2 separate regions of the Mus musculus genome follow, and region 2 is linked to region 1. A link is a loop called in an ENCODE intact Hi-C map of the cell type or tissue named here. Cell type or tissue: left cerebral cortex. All regions are shown on one strand. Links, peaks and the distances in the headings refer to the core of each region. The heading gives the core; the rest is flanking DNA.

Evidence for each region. Peaks named below come from ENCODE experiments on the same cell type or tissue, not always from the same donor. Only the 100,000 strongest peaks of a DNase experiment are listed, where the experiment ranks them.
Region 2: it touches region 1 in a loop (4-fold over the local background); 10 of 42 quality-filtered maps call a loop at or near these places.

What each region holds. Positions count from the first base shown.
Region 1 is chr13:83,525,454-83,533,628 of GRCm38, reverse strand. The region is part of intron 1 of Mef2c (myocyte enhancer factor 2C); the gene reads right to left. Among named protein-coding and RNA genes, the nearest start is that of Mef2c, 4.8 kb to the right of the region's middle. In left cerebral cortex, for the core only: a CTCF peak has its summit at 4,782; no DNase peak of the experiment used is centred there; H3K4me3 peaks cover 4,887 bases; H3K27ac peaks cover 4,884 bases.
Region 2 is chr13:83,063,622-83,071,796 of GRCm38, reverse strand. Gm33073 (a long non-coding RNA gene) reads left to right here. Exons shown (of 3, transcript XR_382688.2): 3 at 1-55. Among named protein-coding and RNA genes, the nearest start is that of Gm33073, 53 kb to the left of the region's middle. In left cerebral cortex, for the core only: a CTCF peak has its summit at 3,031; DNase peaks (open chromatin) are centred at 4,086, 5,283, 5,456, 5,977 and 1 more place; H3K27ac peaks cover 913 bases.

The DNA of each region.
Region 1 (8,175 bases), core at 1,747-6,746:
TATTTAAATATCAAGATAGTGTATTTTCTATTTAAAATTCCCACACTTGAAACTTGACAGTGGGTGGAACAATGTTTATTGGAGGTGTGATTTAGACTCTTATCATTTTGCACTATTCCAAGAAAACAAATCTCATTCTAAGTTTTAAAATTAAAGCAAAAATCAAAGGTTCACATAATATTTAATGGAATGTCTAAATTATTCTCCTGTCTATATTTACAACATATACATCAAAGTTCAATATTTTTTCTCTCTTGCTAGATGGCTCTGGCCCACAGACATTCTCATGACATTCCTTTTACATTTTCTAAAGAGATATGTTATATTACTGCTTTAATATTTTTGTTATAAAAATGTATGTACTGGTATTGACAGATAGATAGTTGCCCTTGACATTTAAATAAAATTAAAAATAATCCATTTTATCGATTTTAAAGGAACATAAAGTTATATTTACTTTTGGGGGTGTTTAGTAAATGGTATTTAGGTGATTAATAATTGGTTTAGTTTGTTACTAAGACTTACATTCTATAAGGACATTGTGAAAGCAATAATTTAGTTTAAAAATAAAGGTGGAACAAATATTTATTATGTAGAAACACTGTTTCCTGAAGGTCCCATTTAATATATTTCCAAAGGTGAAGGCTAGTTTTAGAAAGGTGTGCTGGCAATAATCAGACCCCACCTCTCACAAATAAGTGCCCACTGCCCTGGCAGCCAGAAATTATTTTTAATACGATTTAAAATTAAAAAGCCCATTGGTAAAGGTTCAAAGTGTAACTAGCAATTACAAGCTACTTTTAAACATTTGTTACTTTACATGCCAAAGAGAAGTAGACCTTTCAGACCACAGTTCCACGTGCAAGGACAAAAATGCAGATGTTTAGAAATCAGCTTACTTAACGAAGTAATAATCAAGTCACTCTCATGTTTTCTCTCAAATTACTCTGTAATTTGACCTAATAATTATTAAAAATGTGAATGATTATCAATAAAAAAAATCACGGTAGAACCATATATTGTGATGGAGCATCTACTTCCTGTGATAGGCAGGAAAAAAAAAACACCTTTGATGTTAATTTGCATCACAAAATGGTCTGGCCTATCTGCAATATAATGCAAAAGTTTCAGTGAAAAGAAACCATTATATTTTTTCTTTGTGCGACAACAAAAAGCGCCACAGATATCTGATCAGGCCTTCATGTACTCTGTAGGTAGGGGGTGGGGAGGTAGTGAGTCCCGTTTAATAACTCACACCTATTGTTTGATTCATTTTAAACCACTATATAGGAAGAAAAAGGGAACATAGTGAATCCAGTTTGCAGTTCGTGCCTTAGAGATTTAAGAGGCAGACTTTCAAGTTGAAGAAGGGAAACACTGAGCCTTTCCTTTCCCAAAGCCTGCTCAGGAAGGAGGCCCTCTGCTGCTCAGCCTACGCTGAAGGCGAAGGACATTGCTTAGGGCTGAAATCACTCAGAGAAGGGGAGGGAAGTTTATGATGTGATGCTCTGCACTGTGTCTGGTTGGCAGCCAGCAAGTTTTCATTTTGTAGCCCGCTGCCAGTACCTGCCCTGCATACACACAAGAATAAAAATAAGCTCTACCGCAGGAACTATGGGCATGTTAAAAAGAATTAAAAGAGTTTATTTCTCTTTCTTTATCCTGAGTGTAACTACCATCTTCTTCTTCTTCTTCTTCTTTTTTTTTTTTTGTAAGAAAGAGTTGAAACCACAGTAACTGAGAGCTTCCTTTTTAAATTCCCCAAACTACCTTCCCACAAAGCCATTTAAGTCGAATTGTATATTTACAGACTCACCTACATGAAAGGTATAACTTAAAACATCTGCCTTGACACATATGTTTTGTTCTGATATAAAAAGTGTGGTAATTTGAAAAAAATACAAGACCATTATATTCTTAAAATATGTGTTCTTCTGTGTGTGTTCATTCACTAAAGAGATCCTTGACTGCAATTAGGTAGTCTGTCCTATAAAGCCTTCCTTGTGTGACCATGATTTATAAAAATAAAATGTCCAGTGAATATTTCAGCTAAATAACCACATCTTCAAAATGACTATAAAGAGATCCCAAGCCTTCAAGTTCCATTAAAAACATCAGCTTTCCAGAATGGCTTGTTATACACCTTATGCAGGGTCAACAATTAATTATGATCTAAGAACTGAAAGTCAACTTTATTACCCTACTAGGCAAATTTCCTTATATTTATATTGACAAATCTGCTGTCTAATTTCATAAAAACTGAGCAAATTTAAGCCAAATATGCCAATATTTGGGGTTTGGGGAATGGTTGTGTTCTTTTGCTATCATTATAGCTTGCTGAAAAGATTACAGATATATTAAAAAATATGCTGGTTTTGGTTGTTTTTCTTTTAAGCAGTTTACATCCTCTAACAAAGAACCATATCTAACACTTTTAAAATTCAACAGGCTAGAAATTCACAGCATCTATAAACAACGTATGTACGCATCTTCATATTTATCTTATCTATTACAAGTTGCAGGAAGAAAACCAAGAGACTCTCAGGATAAGTTGAAAAAAAATCAGGTTCCCACTAGGGACTGCTTCAAAGCCCGCTTCCTCCAGTCACTCACACAAGTTGAAGGGACTTTATTTAAACCATTGCTTGAAGTCTTGCACGGCCATTCAATAAGCAGGCTGAACACCATTACTCCATTCATTTCAAATTTTTTGCATTAAGAATGAATAAAGTCTTTCAAAGGTGTCCCTTCTTAAATAGTACTGATTTCTACAGATTTTCTTTGTAATAAGTTTACTGCCTTTATTTCTTGTCATGACACTGATTTCCTATATAATGCCCTCAGAAAATTATTTTTATGTGCACTCTGAATTTTGTTTATACCAGCTATACTTTCAAATAAAACAAGTAACAGAGATTGGATAGAAATGTATAGCAGATACATTGTAGTGAAAGCAAATGTCACTTGTTTTGCCAATGAGGCTAGACCATGGGTTTATATAACAGGTAATAGAAACTCCTTTCTTAGCATGAATATGCCTTTTCTTTGTGCAGTGAGAGCAAGAAAGTACGAAATAACATCATGTCAGATTGTCCTTTCGGTATTCTTATATTTTACTGTAGCATTCTTTGTCATATGCTACCTCCATAGCCTCACAATGGGGTTGGAAAATGTATGTGTATAACACGTTTGATTTCTACATCTTAATGCTATACACAATGTGAAGTTGTCAAAATTATCTCAATGTACTATATAGTTGTGAGCACAAACACTATAAATGTGATTTCTTTGTTTCTTTGCTCTGTTTTGTTTTATGGTCCGTTTTCAGCACTGAGTATTAAGCGGCAGACAGGAGCTGTTTTTCAGAGGAAAAACTCTTTCTGGTTTGCTTTGCTCACTAACTAGAACAGATCACTACAAATCATTCTGTTTCTTATGGGCCAGTCTCTCACATACTACAGATTTGCTTCAGCTCTCCAGGGGAAGAAATGCGGCTCCTGTGGGAAAGGCCCACCCCTTCCTAGATGTTTGCTTCCTTAAACGAAAGAAACACACCCCTTACATTCTTTGAAATTTGTCCAACAAGACGAGAATTGTAATGGCACTGTATCACGGAATAACTTAGGACAAAATAATCAATAGGCAAATTTTGCTAATATTCTGTGTACTTTTTAATCAGGGGTGGCTATTTCACACCCTACCACGTGTCTCTCCCGTTGTGTCTCTCTCTGTCTGTCTCCCTCTGTCTCTCTCTTTGTGTCTCTTCCTCTGTCTCTGTCTCTCTGCTTCTCTCTGTCTCTCTCTCTGTCTCTGTCTCTCCCTCCCTCCTTCTACCCTCTTTTGCCTCCCCCCCACATGTAAGTGTAACAACTAATTAAGCTCAGGTCTAACATATGCACTTGGATCCTCAGAACACTGTATTAGTGAAAGTCAAGAATGCGATATGCACTGAGACAACCCAGGAGGCCCAGAGATGTTAAAATCTTTTGCACTTGAATTTGGAACTATTAGGAGAATGTCCCCTTTCATAACTATACTAAAGAAAAAAATTATAAAATCAAATGGCAATTGTCTTAGGTAGAATCAGAGTTGCAAGAAGTCACAGATATGCAAGCATGTCACTCACTGCTATGAGACTAAGGACATAAACCTTGCAGTAAAATTGATGTCCACTAGTGTCTACCACATGAGAGTGCCCTGTGGGTCCTGAGAAGTTATGTTCTAGTAAACCTCTTTCCACTACATAGAGACATTTTCCCCCTAACCAAGTTTTTCTTTTGCTATTTTATAAGTAACACTTATCTTTCCCTTCCTTTTATTTTTTTAACCTTTGAAATGCAATATTCACATAGAGATTTGCATGTGTGAAGACATGCAGTTAACAAAAGTTGTTAACTCTTGAGGGGGTCTTCTTAAATGAAACAATAAGCTCTTTTAACCATTTCTCATCGGCCATTCAATGATGAACTCTATCTAATTTCCAGGTCTACAAAATGGAAGATCTGCTATTTTTCATTTGCAATAATAGTGACTATAAGGAAGGATGATATGAATTTCAACCGAAGGTATAAACTTATTACACTTAGCAGAATATTGTTAAGGTCGAAGTAAACCTTCATACCATAAATCCACAGATGAAACATCTCATTCACTAAAGTATTCTATCTTATTATAGTAACGCACAGAAAATTAAACACATAAATATGAATTTTATGTATCACAGAAGATGCAGGCAGTGAAAGTGCAATGTTTACAGTTATGGATGACTCATTAGAGCTTTATTGTGGGAGACACTAGGAGGCATCAGTAGGGTAAAAAAGGACTTCAATTTTAAAAGAAGCAAGAAATTACTGTGGTGTTGGGTGTTTAGAAAGTTTGAGTTTTAAAAATGCTACAGGTAAAACAAAACTATTCTCTAACAAAGTCTCCACGTATTATATTTTCATAAAAATGATGTTTAAGTAACATTCATAAAATAAACATTAATGTATATGTATATATATATATATATGTCTCATTTACCAATAACACCTATCATGATATGTTTTGAATGCATTGAATCATAACTATGTAACTACTCATCTTGAAGAATACACCTGGTAACAGAACAACATACAGGATATTGTCAATTATGTATTTTCTGCTTAATTTTTCAATACCATAAAGATATATTAATTTTGGCAAATCTACTCTGCATTCTACACAACACTTCTGAAAATGCCTAATTCCTTTAAGCTTTATGGTAACCACTTCACACAAATTGACAAATTGATATCTGCTCAAAGAGAGTTGATGGAACTTCAAATTTAAGCAATGAAAAAACACTACTGAGCGCCTATTATTTGAAAACTGAGTTTTCTGCTGTTTAAGTGGCTCTTTATAATGACGAAGCAACAGGGTCGTGGCATAGTTATCTAGCAATCATTTCGAATCAGAGTGTCTTGCCGTTCCTTAGCAATCAGCCTTTATCTTTGCTCTATCAGAATAACATGTGAACTGTGTAATCTGCCTTTTGTAAGGTGTAGAGCGCTGTTGCGTTGGTTTTGTGACTTGCCTCTGTAATCTGGTTTGATTTCTTAAAGGTGACAAATCCCAGTCAAGCTCTACTGAATGCAGGAACAACCATGAGTCTGTGAATTAAGGCACAGTGCTGAGCATGAAATCCCAGTCAGCTCTTCTTCATATGTTACACTCACTAAGCATCGTCGATAAAGCCTTTCATTTGGTCCAAACCATCACTATATATGTGTAAAAGGAATATGCATGCTTTTTCAGTTTAGATATTCATTTGGGAGGCATTATTCTAAAAGCTGTCATTTTAAAAAGTTAAAAATTAATCAGCAATCCTTCTTCAGTCCATGCTGTGAGGTTCTGATCTTTAACTACACACTAAATTTCTCCATGTTGCTTGGAATCATGTTCTGAAAACCTTGGCTCTCTGTTTAATAACTATTTTTTGTTATATAATACAATTATTACTGTATAGACATTTCCCCATTTTTTGTCCCTTTCTGAGATTTCATAGACTCAAAAAATATATTGCACCAAGAGTTGGAAAATAAAACCCACAAAATATACTACACTAATTAGAAGAAAGTTTTAAAAGATAATGCTTACATTTGCCAAAGTGTTATTCAGCATAGTTCTCTATTAAAGAAATCTAAATACAATGAATAATTTATTAGAAAGACATAATTATATGCCGTTCAACTTAGTCACTGAGCAAGGTGAAGGCCAGAGAAAAACTAAAAAATATTTGAAAACTATAGAGTATATTGTTTTTTTTTTTAGGATTCAATTTTCAGGAATCATCAGATAGTTATTTTTTATTAGAATGAGTAGAGTTCTACAAAATTAACTTGTTTATAAAGCAAAAAATAAAGAACATTATAACAACTCTTGGTTACTGAAGTTTGCTGTGGTTAATTAGTATCTCTGCTTGGGAAAGTTAATGTTCACGATTACATACTTTAAAAATATGACTAACTTTGAAAGGGTGGAAAGTTGCTTATTATGACATGGTCATTTGTTATTTCCACCAATACCAAAAACATTTATATTAAATTAATAGCACACCTTAATATTACCCTTCAATGTATTCACATGCACACCAACTAAGATGTAAATAGCGTAGTGAATGAATGAAGTTAAAACACTGCTTCTAATAAGGAGTGTGAGAACTGCATAACACATTCTCAAACTGTGAATCATAGTAATAAGAAAAGCATTTTTTAAAAAATAAAGTTCAGCACAATTTGAAGTAAAGATAACTGCCAACTACTGGCCCTTTAACTTGGGTACCAATTTTTTTTTTAATTATATGTTAAGTATGCATCAATGAATACTTTTAGAGTAAAGATCAGAATCCGATACAGGATTAAATGTATTATCCTTTAAATAGTACAAAACCTCATTGATTTCAGGAATTTTTTTCCCACTTGTGATGGGACTTAAGGACAACTCATTTTACCTGCCATGCACTTGCTTTAGGGCTACTTTTAAATTCAATAATTAATATGCTTATACTAGATGATAATAACGTGGTTTATTGCCTGCATTTTTGTAATTGACTCAATAGCTGCACAAGCATACCATTGGTGCCATACTTATACATATTGAACTACTTTTAAGACTAGCCAAACTGACATTATTTTTTAAATTAAATGAGAAATTTTATCTATAAATTGAAAATCGGTATGGCTTCAAGGTTAAGTGTGGCTCACAGGTGGTCACATTTCAAGTCCCAGCAAATCTCTAGGGGAGGGGGATTACTATGCCCCACACAAACGTTTTTACTCTGCAACACAATTCCATTGCAAGGTGCCTGTGGAGGGAGCCGGGCCACTCTTCTGGAAAGGCATGGAAATGCGACTGGAGTTTTCTTTACAGCACTTAGAGAACACATATAGTCACGAAGCATTTCATAAGGCAGTTACCCTTAGAGTTACTATCACATTAACGATAGTAAAATGCACTTTGTCTTAAAGCAATTCTCCACCAAGGACCAGTTAAAGAACTGGCAAACAGCCTGATTCTACATACACTGTCAGCATTTACATCCTGAATGTTTTATACAGAACACATCACATCCATTTCAAAAATGTGAGGGAAAAGGTTCATAACCATAGCATCTAGAACAGTACAAAATGGCTCAGACATAACAATTTCCTTAAGAATTGGTAGCCTTGCTCTGGAAAGGAAGTCACATTAGCATTGCACTCAAACACTTGCATAATACACAATAATACAATAAGCAATGTGCTCCGTCTCTATAGACTTCCTTTACGGCCAACTTTGTCACTTAGTTTAGTAACTTTCATCCAAAGTCCAAACAGAAGGCAGGCTAAGTGACTTAGTTTTGTTTGTTTTTAAATAGCTTAATATTTCCCTTGATCTAAACAACAGTGCACATGCTGAAATGCAAACATGAACTGTGCAATGCACAGACTACCATGGCCAGGGCAACTGCTTCTGGTCCCCACCAATTAAACTCTTTCAAGCCTGCACTTTGATGAGGGAAGAGGATGCACAAAAGGTGGCCTCTGGCAGACAGCCCTGCTTTAGCTTAAAGTCATCCCAAGGACTAGTGGCTCAGAATCCAAACCCAGGGAAAACCAGTCTTTGGGGTAACTCATAGGAACATCTTTCCACAGTGAACTAAGAGCTAAATTTTAA
Region 2 (8,175 bases), core at 1,030-6,029, 460 kb after region 1:
CAAAGTTACCATTGCTCATATATTAACGACAGCCTTCTTTTAAATATATTGCTGTGGAAGCAATGGGTTCATTCTCACTCTGTTATCCCAATATGTTGATTCGTGACAAAGACAAACTTGCCTCAAGCTGTCTACTGAGCTCATTGTGGTCTTTTGGTGGCAATTCTATAAATGCAAAGCAAATAATCTAGTGTCTGTCCTTGTTCCTTGAGTGTATATTCCGAATATTTACTATTGGTAAACCTGCAGCTGTTTTCTTATCTGAGGTGGTAGTGCTATAATTATTTCACTCCTTGTACCTTTAAGAATAGCCTTTGCTTTCAAGAGATATTGCTTTTGTGGGGATTCCTTTTAGATACCTAAAGTAATAGAGAGGATTATTGCACATTGATCGCAAAACAAGATTCCTTTAAAAACTCATCACAAGATATTTCCCTTTATTTCTTTATAAAGAAGTATACCATTTCTTTAACAACCATGTAAAAATAAGTGATCGATGTCTGTTTTAAAAAAGAATCTATGGAACAACCACTGTGGAAATCAATCTGGAGGTTCCTCAGAACATTGGAAATTGAGCTACCTGAAGAACCAGCTATACCAGTCTTGGGAATATGCCCAAAAGATGGCCCACCATGCCACAGGAGCACGTGTTCCACTATGTTCATAGTGGCCTTATTTGTGATATCCAAAATCTGGAAACAACCTATACATCCCATGACAGAAGAATGGATACAGAAAATGTGGTTCATTTACACAATGGAATTAGCTATTAACACTTCCTAAGTTTTGCAGTCAAATGGATGGAACTAGAAAATGTCAACCTGAGTGAGGTAACTCAGACCCAAAAGGATGTGCATGGTATGTACTCACTAATAAGTGGATATTAACCAAAAAACAAAAAACAACAAAAAATAAACAAAAACAAAGCATATAGAATACACAAGATATAATCCACAGAATTCAAAAGGCTCAACAAGCTGAAGTGCCCAAGTGAGGATGCCTCAGTCTCACTTGGCAGAGAGAAGGAAGCAATCACAAGTGGGGAGGGAGGGATTTGGGAGGGAAAGTGGATGGGGTGGGGTAGCAGTGGGGTGTAGAAGGGAACCTGATCAGGTATTGGGGGAGGGAAAATGACTGAAGCCCTGTGGGCCAGCAGAAAGAATGTAAACAGGCAACCTCAAGAAATAGGAGGCTCAGAGGTTCCCCCAGAGTGTGCTAGAGACCTGGGAGGTGAGACTCCCAGGACTCACAGGGAGGGACATTTGATGAACAGAAGGGAGAGGGAACTTATAGAGCTCACCTCCAGCAGGAAGACAGGCCATCAAGTGAGAGATGGGGTTGCCATCCCACAGTCACACCTCTGACCCATAATTGTTCTTGTCTGGAAGAATTACAGGGATGGAAATGGAGAGGAGCCTGAGGAAAAGAAGTCCCAGCAACAGGCCCAAATTGGGATCCAAGTCAAGTGGAGGTCCCAAGGCCTGACAATGTTACTGAGGCTGCACAGTGTTCACAAAAAAGGGATCTATCATGACTGCCCTCCAAAAGACCCAATAAGCAGCTGAAAGAATCAGATGCAGATGTTTGCACCCAACCAATGGACAGAAGCAGCTGACCCTTGTTATTGAATTAGGGAAGGCTGAAAGAAGCTGAGGAGAAGGGCGATCCTATAGGAGAACCAGCAATCTTAATCTGGACCCTCAAGATCTTTCAAACACTGGACCACCAAACAGACAGCATACACCAGCTGATATGAGGCCCCCAACACATATACAGTAGAGGACTTCCAGGTCTATGCTCATTCGGAGATGATGCGCCTAACCCTCAAGAGACTGGAGACTCCAGGGAGTTTAGAGGTCAGTCGGGGTGGAGGGTGGGGGCATCCATGTGGAGAGGAGGTGTGGTGGGGAGGAGGTATGAGATGTGCAGCAGTTAGAGGGTGGGAGGGGAGGGGCAGGGAATGGAATATGGAGTGTAAAAAATGAATTACAAATAAAATTAAATAAAAAATAATCTATGGAAACTTTCTTTTTATGATTTTTTTCAAGAATATGTTCAAAGCATACAGGAACATTCTGTATTTATTTAATCTTGCTAAACGTTTTTCATGTTCATGTCATCTTCTCACTTTGGGCTTTCTCTAGACAACATGTTTTAGAGTAAATACTTGCTATGCTTCTCAAGGTGCTTTCCAACTACATCCACTGAAGTACAGGTGGAAACCAGGACACAGCTGGAGAAAATGTTCTGGTCATGGTAACTAACTCAGCTCTTAGGCCTCTGAGAAAAACAGGTGCCAGTTTCCTATAGGAAATGACCATATAGGGACATGGATAAATACTGCCATTTAAACTTTTTCAGTGTTATTTTGGGGATTTTTCTGGGGCTCTGTAAGATGTATATGACTTTGTAACCTAGTGATTTGCCACAAACACAGAATGGGGAGCTCTTAACATTTACAAGCAAGGGAACCCTTTATTTGCCCACATTAGTACATCCTTGTTTAATTCTGTGGTTCTGCTTTGTCTGTATTCTGTAACAACAGGGGGGCTACTGTTTTGTGTTTGTTTGTTTGTTTGTTTGTTTGTTGTTTTTGTTAAAATAATTTGGTGTGGTATTTTGGAAACATGACAAAAGAAGGCAGATTCACTATTAAAATATATGGCCTACACTTTCACTTTCTGTATTTTAAGTTCTTGCTCTGTTATTAAGCTCAGATGTTTTAAAGTCAAGATAGTTAAGGTAGAAAATGTAATTCAAACAAGGGATTATTGAGAGAAGTGTGAAAGAATTAAGTGAAGAAATAAGGAAACAATTGGAGTGCAGAGCTAGCACCCCTAGAAGCAGGTGGTCCCTGGAGCTGAAGGGAAGTTATCTAGAGCTAGGCAGAAGTGGAATTGTATAGAATGAGTTAGCGGTAGGACTTCCAGTGGGACATAGCTGCTGTTGGAAAGGGAGTGAAAACCAGATAGATACAGCACATCAGCTGCACTGCCTTTGCTGTCTGCTAGTTATCTTTCTCCAGAGCCTCCAGCTGGTGATTGCAGGCAGAGCAAGAATCAAGGTGACTCAGAACATAGAAGCAGAGACAGCTCCTACCACATGAAGACAGAGATTCTTTACCTATGGCTTTCCTTTTCTTCTGGAGTTAGCAGAAGCAACACAGATTAAAGAGTAGGTGTTTAAAAACAAAAACAAAGTAGTGTGATAAAACTATTTAAAACTAAGGGTCTTATACTGTCAGATGGCTCTATCACATTTCTACACTAGTAAGCAGCTTCCAATTACTGTGTTTATAAAGTACTATTTTAATTATCCAACCTCCCACCTCCATTTTTTAAAGGAAAAAAAAACCACTTTTTAATGAAAAGTGTTTATATTAGACAAATACTTTGGAGTATTTGGTTGGCAACAGCTCATTGCTCCTCTACTCAAACTTCTAACCCTTGCTCTTGTCTAGAATTTTCAAATCCAGTCTCAAATGTGGGGCAACTCTCTCCCACCCCCAGCTTTTACTGCCCAAGTGGGTATTAGGCTAACATGTGTGTGGATCTGTCCTGCTACTTCTAGCCAGTGTATTTACACCTTAATACAAGTTAACCAACTTTCCAGCTATTCATCTTTTCCCTTCATCAACCACTTAAGATACTCCTAGTATGTGACAATACTTACTAGACACTAGCTATATGAGGAACAAGAATAAGTTTTCTCTTCTCATGGAGATTATAATTTAACATGGGTTAGTGTTAAAATATAGTAAGCAAATATGTAAACAAGATTTTAAGATAGTAAATATAAAGCAGTTGAATGCATATGTGTAGTATCTATAGAGACATCTGTGACCATCTTTCATTTAATGTGCATTCAAAGTTTTTAAATTAAATAAATAGAGATACACTCCAGGAGACCTGAGATGACTTTCCACAGACTATCTGACATGCCTTTTAAATCTAACTACAATCTGCTTTCTCTGAAAATTTCTCTGCTCACTCAAGCCGAATCTGTCTCTTCCATGGCACTTGTTCACATCCTGCATTTTCCTTTAGCACTGTGTGGTATTCTTCCTGTCCCCTCTGCCTGTCACTTCCTTTTAGCACTTTCTGCTCAAGAATGCCTCATTTTGAGCTGTTGCCTAATAGAAAGCTATTAAGCTCAAGCAGCTACATGAGATCTCCATGGATCACTTGGCTAAGGGTTTACTCGTCCTTCCTCAGTTTGTACTTATTTCATGTGTTGCATTGTGATTGATTTCATATATTATAGATTCATTTAATATATATGTAAAGAGCTGCCTATTGTTTGCTACGAGTGAGAATTATATCTCTGCTTTAGCAAAGCTTTAATTTTAACTTGTTCATAAAGCATAGTTTCTTAAGGTGAAGGTTATCAACTAATCATGTTTAACTCTTGAATGTAGTTAAGATTTTGAAAGTCAGTGTGAAATAGTTATACTGATGGAGTGGGAGGGATGATGGAAGGAAGGGAGGGAGGGAGGGAGAGAGGGAGGGAGAACATAAAGTTGGATGAGTAGGTAGGTGGGGGAGATGTTAAGGGAGAGTTAAGAAATGATTAAAATCCAATTGTATGAAATTCTCTAAAAATTAATAAAATTGTTTTTAAAATTTGCTATGTTCATCTATTCAAATACCTACATGCCTTCTGTTTTTTAATTTTTTATTGAAAATAAAGGATTTTTAATACAATATATTTTGATCAGTTTCTTCTCCCTCATCTCTCAAATCTTTCCCACTTCCTGACCAATTCAAACCCATGCCTTCTTTCACTCTTAAGTAAACAAACAAAAAGGACGAAAAACAAAAATCAAAACCAAAAGCCCAAGAATAAAACCAAAAATGAACAAACAAAACAAGAAGAAATAAACAACAAAAACCAAGGTGTTATTTTGTATAACGTAAATATATATTAAAACTGTTGAAGACTTTATCTTCTAAAATACATGTGAAATTTTCACAAAGAGAGAATTGTGAGACTAGTTATAAAATACTGACTTATATATAATGCATAGTAAAAGAAGGCATTGATATTGGTATTTTACTCTGCCATTCAAAATTTTCAAAAGGAAACAATTTATGGGAAACCTTGAATATTTGAATGATTTAACTTTTCACCTCATAGTGTGTGTGTGTGTACTGAGGTTAACGCTCTCCCCTCCCCCAATGTTGGCTCCCATGAACGTTATATAGAAAAAAGAAAGACTAGAAAGGAGAAGTAGGCACGTTACATTTTGCTTAGGTCGGCTGGCAGATTTCCATGATGTCAGCCCTATTTCGTTTTGCTCTAAAAGCAGGAGCTCATGGGTTTGTTTTTGTGTTTCTTTAAACCTGTGTCCACTCATAATCCTGAGTTCCTCCCAAAGATTATCTTCATGCCCTTGTTAATTGTGACAATTCAAATATAAGGATTTTATTTTTCTTTTCAGTTGATGTGTGACCCTGGTCGCATTTTGACTGAGCTCATGGAAACAGTACTGAGAAGCCGTCTATAAATAAGTAGTTTTGTTTACAGGAACTTACTGTGCAACTGGACTTCGAACACCTGCTGTTCAAGGCTGAGAAGGGAGAGGAGGGGTTTCAGTCCTCTTTACTTGCAGACAATTCCCTCCCACCCCAAAGCAGATGTGGGTACAATCCCCCTGTTAATGCCCCACAGGGATTGTTATAATGCTTTCCTGCCCACCCCCCATTCTACCTCTCCTTACTATTAGATTTCTAAAAATCTACTGAATTTGACTAATGTGTCAAATAAACACAGGATGAAAAAAAAAAGAGTATGTGAAAGCACTATACTTAGAATTATGAAAATAAATATCTACAATTTTTATACTTACCCGTAATTTGTAGTTTCAGCCAACTAAGAAATGTCAATCCTGTGAGCTACTGAGAGACTGGAGTCCAAATGGAGCTTCTCAAATGGCCTTGCAAGTTGGTAGATATAAATATGACAGTGTTTCTGTCCTGTCCTTTCTATGGTCTTTTCTGTCTTTGATGCATGGTGTGTCACAGCAGAAATCATCGCTGTGTTTATTTGATATGGTGATCATTCAGCTAATAAATAAATAACAAAAGCCAAACATTTGTTTACCTAAGATATATTTTGTGAACTTACAATGTCATTAGAACAGAAAAGCAACTCTTCTAATGTAAGGCTTACTGAAACTTACTACTAAGGAAATGAGAAAATGAGTAGGCAGAAATTGTATCCTATAAGCATGATGGAATAATGTGAAATAATATTTTAAAAGAGAGTCTGGGGAAAATTCCCCCTTTCCTCTTCCCATTTAGCCTGTTAGGCCATACTTCCAAGTGGCAGAGCCCACGCTGACTCTGATGGTTGGGAACACATCTCTAAGAAGAACTAGTACTGTATTCTGAGTCACATTTTCTATTTTTATGTAAAGTCCTATTTAGAGCTTGGCTACTATTAGACTTGTCCTGATTTCCCTTAGTTACTGTGATTTAGTCGGCTGATTATTTGCAACATGCACTTTAGTAGTTAGAGACAGTTCTTGATAGATGCCCAAGGTTAGATCAACACACAGGTAGCCTATAATACTGAAAATCGAATCACCTTTAGAATATCTTATTCATTCAATTAGTGAACAGAACTATATTCTCTTACAGAAAGTAGGAAAGAATTATTTAGAAACTTTCACCAGAAACCATCTGTCAATGGATATAAAAGAACTGAAGGAGAAGTCACCTCTCCTTTCAGAGTCGTGTCTTCATTAGTAATTATAAGCAAGTGGATCCAGAAATAGACATGCAGGATCGGAAGACACCACCGCAGTAGCCAGTACTTTCAGACATCACCACAAAAACATGCACTCAATATTTCACAATCATCGTCCCTGGCAATGTCACAACACTGCCTCGGGCAAGGTTCTGCTACCCTTTTAGAGTAGAATATGCCCCTCCTCCCATAAATCACTCTTCTTGAAGGGCAAACTAAACTTTCTTGGTTTCAAAGCCATGCTTGCCACAGAGTAGGAAACCCTGCTCATACCATTGGAAAACCATCTTAGTGTTCTTGGCTAGCTACAGAAATTTTCACAAGCACAATTGCTGGCAACCCTCCTGTCTTCCAGCGTGGAGCCCTGGAAACAGAACCCTGCAGGCTTTATTTCTAACAAGATGATTTTACATTACCCTTGTGCATGGAGAAAGGATTCATGCTTTGTTGTTGTTGCTACTGCTGTTTTCCTGCTTTCCTGAGCTCCTGATAAAGCTAAATTTATTTAGGATAGTAAACTTAGTCACATTGAAGACTTTATCTTGTCAACAAATTTCTCTTATTTTTCTAAAGACCCTTTTGGGTTTCCCTTCTTCAAGGTTACCAAACAGTAAGTGAACTGCACAATTTGTACATTTATCAGTTTAATTGATGATAAAATATGAAAATAAATTCTAAACTTTCACTGCATGTCCAGTGGGCATTGATTTTTATACTTGAATTGAATAGAATATAGTTTGGATGCAGCCATTATGAGGCAAAAATTTAAAAATAGTGACACATTTTACTCCTGGCTACTACTACAATTTAAAGTAATTCACCCCTATCTCATGGCATTGTGGAATTAAAGACAATGCAGTCTACACAAATAGCTGGAATCAAGCATCTCAACTAAATATTTTTATAGTGGTGAAGCTTAGTAAACCTCAGTGAGAGAAGAATCTTATGTTTCCTATCATCAATTTCTCAATTCTAGAAATTCATTGTTGTAGAATCAAAAAGAGAATTCACAACGCAATGAGGACAAAAAGGGAATTATTGTGAAGTTGGAAGTTTTTTCCTCTTCACCTCGCTAAGGAGCAGGCTGCACTTCTGAAAGGAAACTTACCCATTTCCTTATATTTTAATTAACATATAAGTTCACTAAAATATAAAGAATAATGGCATAAATATTATATCTTGGTAGCAAAAGCATATTCACAATTTCACTTCAAAAGATGGCAATTCTTGTATTAAAAATTAAAAGAGACATGATTAAAGCATCTGTGATATGAAGTAGATTTAACAATTTCATTGTCACTAAATTCTGTCTCTGTTTTGTAGGAAAATAAGTACAATTATTGCTTCATTTGATCATATTTTAAAAATTGGATGACTGATTTTATTAGATAACAATTTTAAAAGTTTTATCACTCAACTCACATA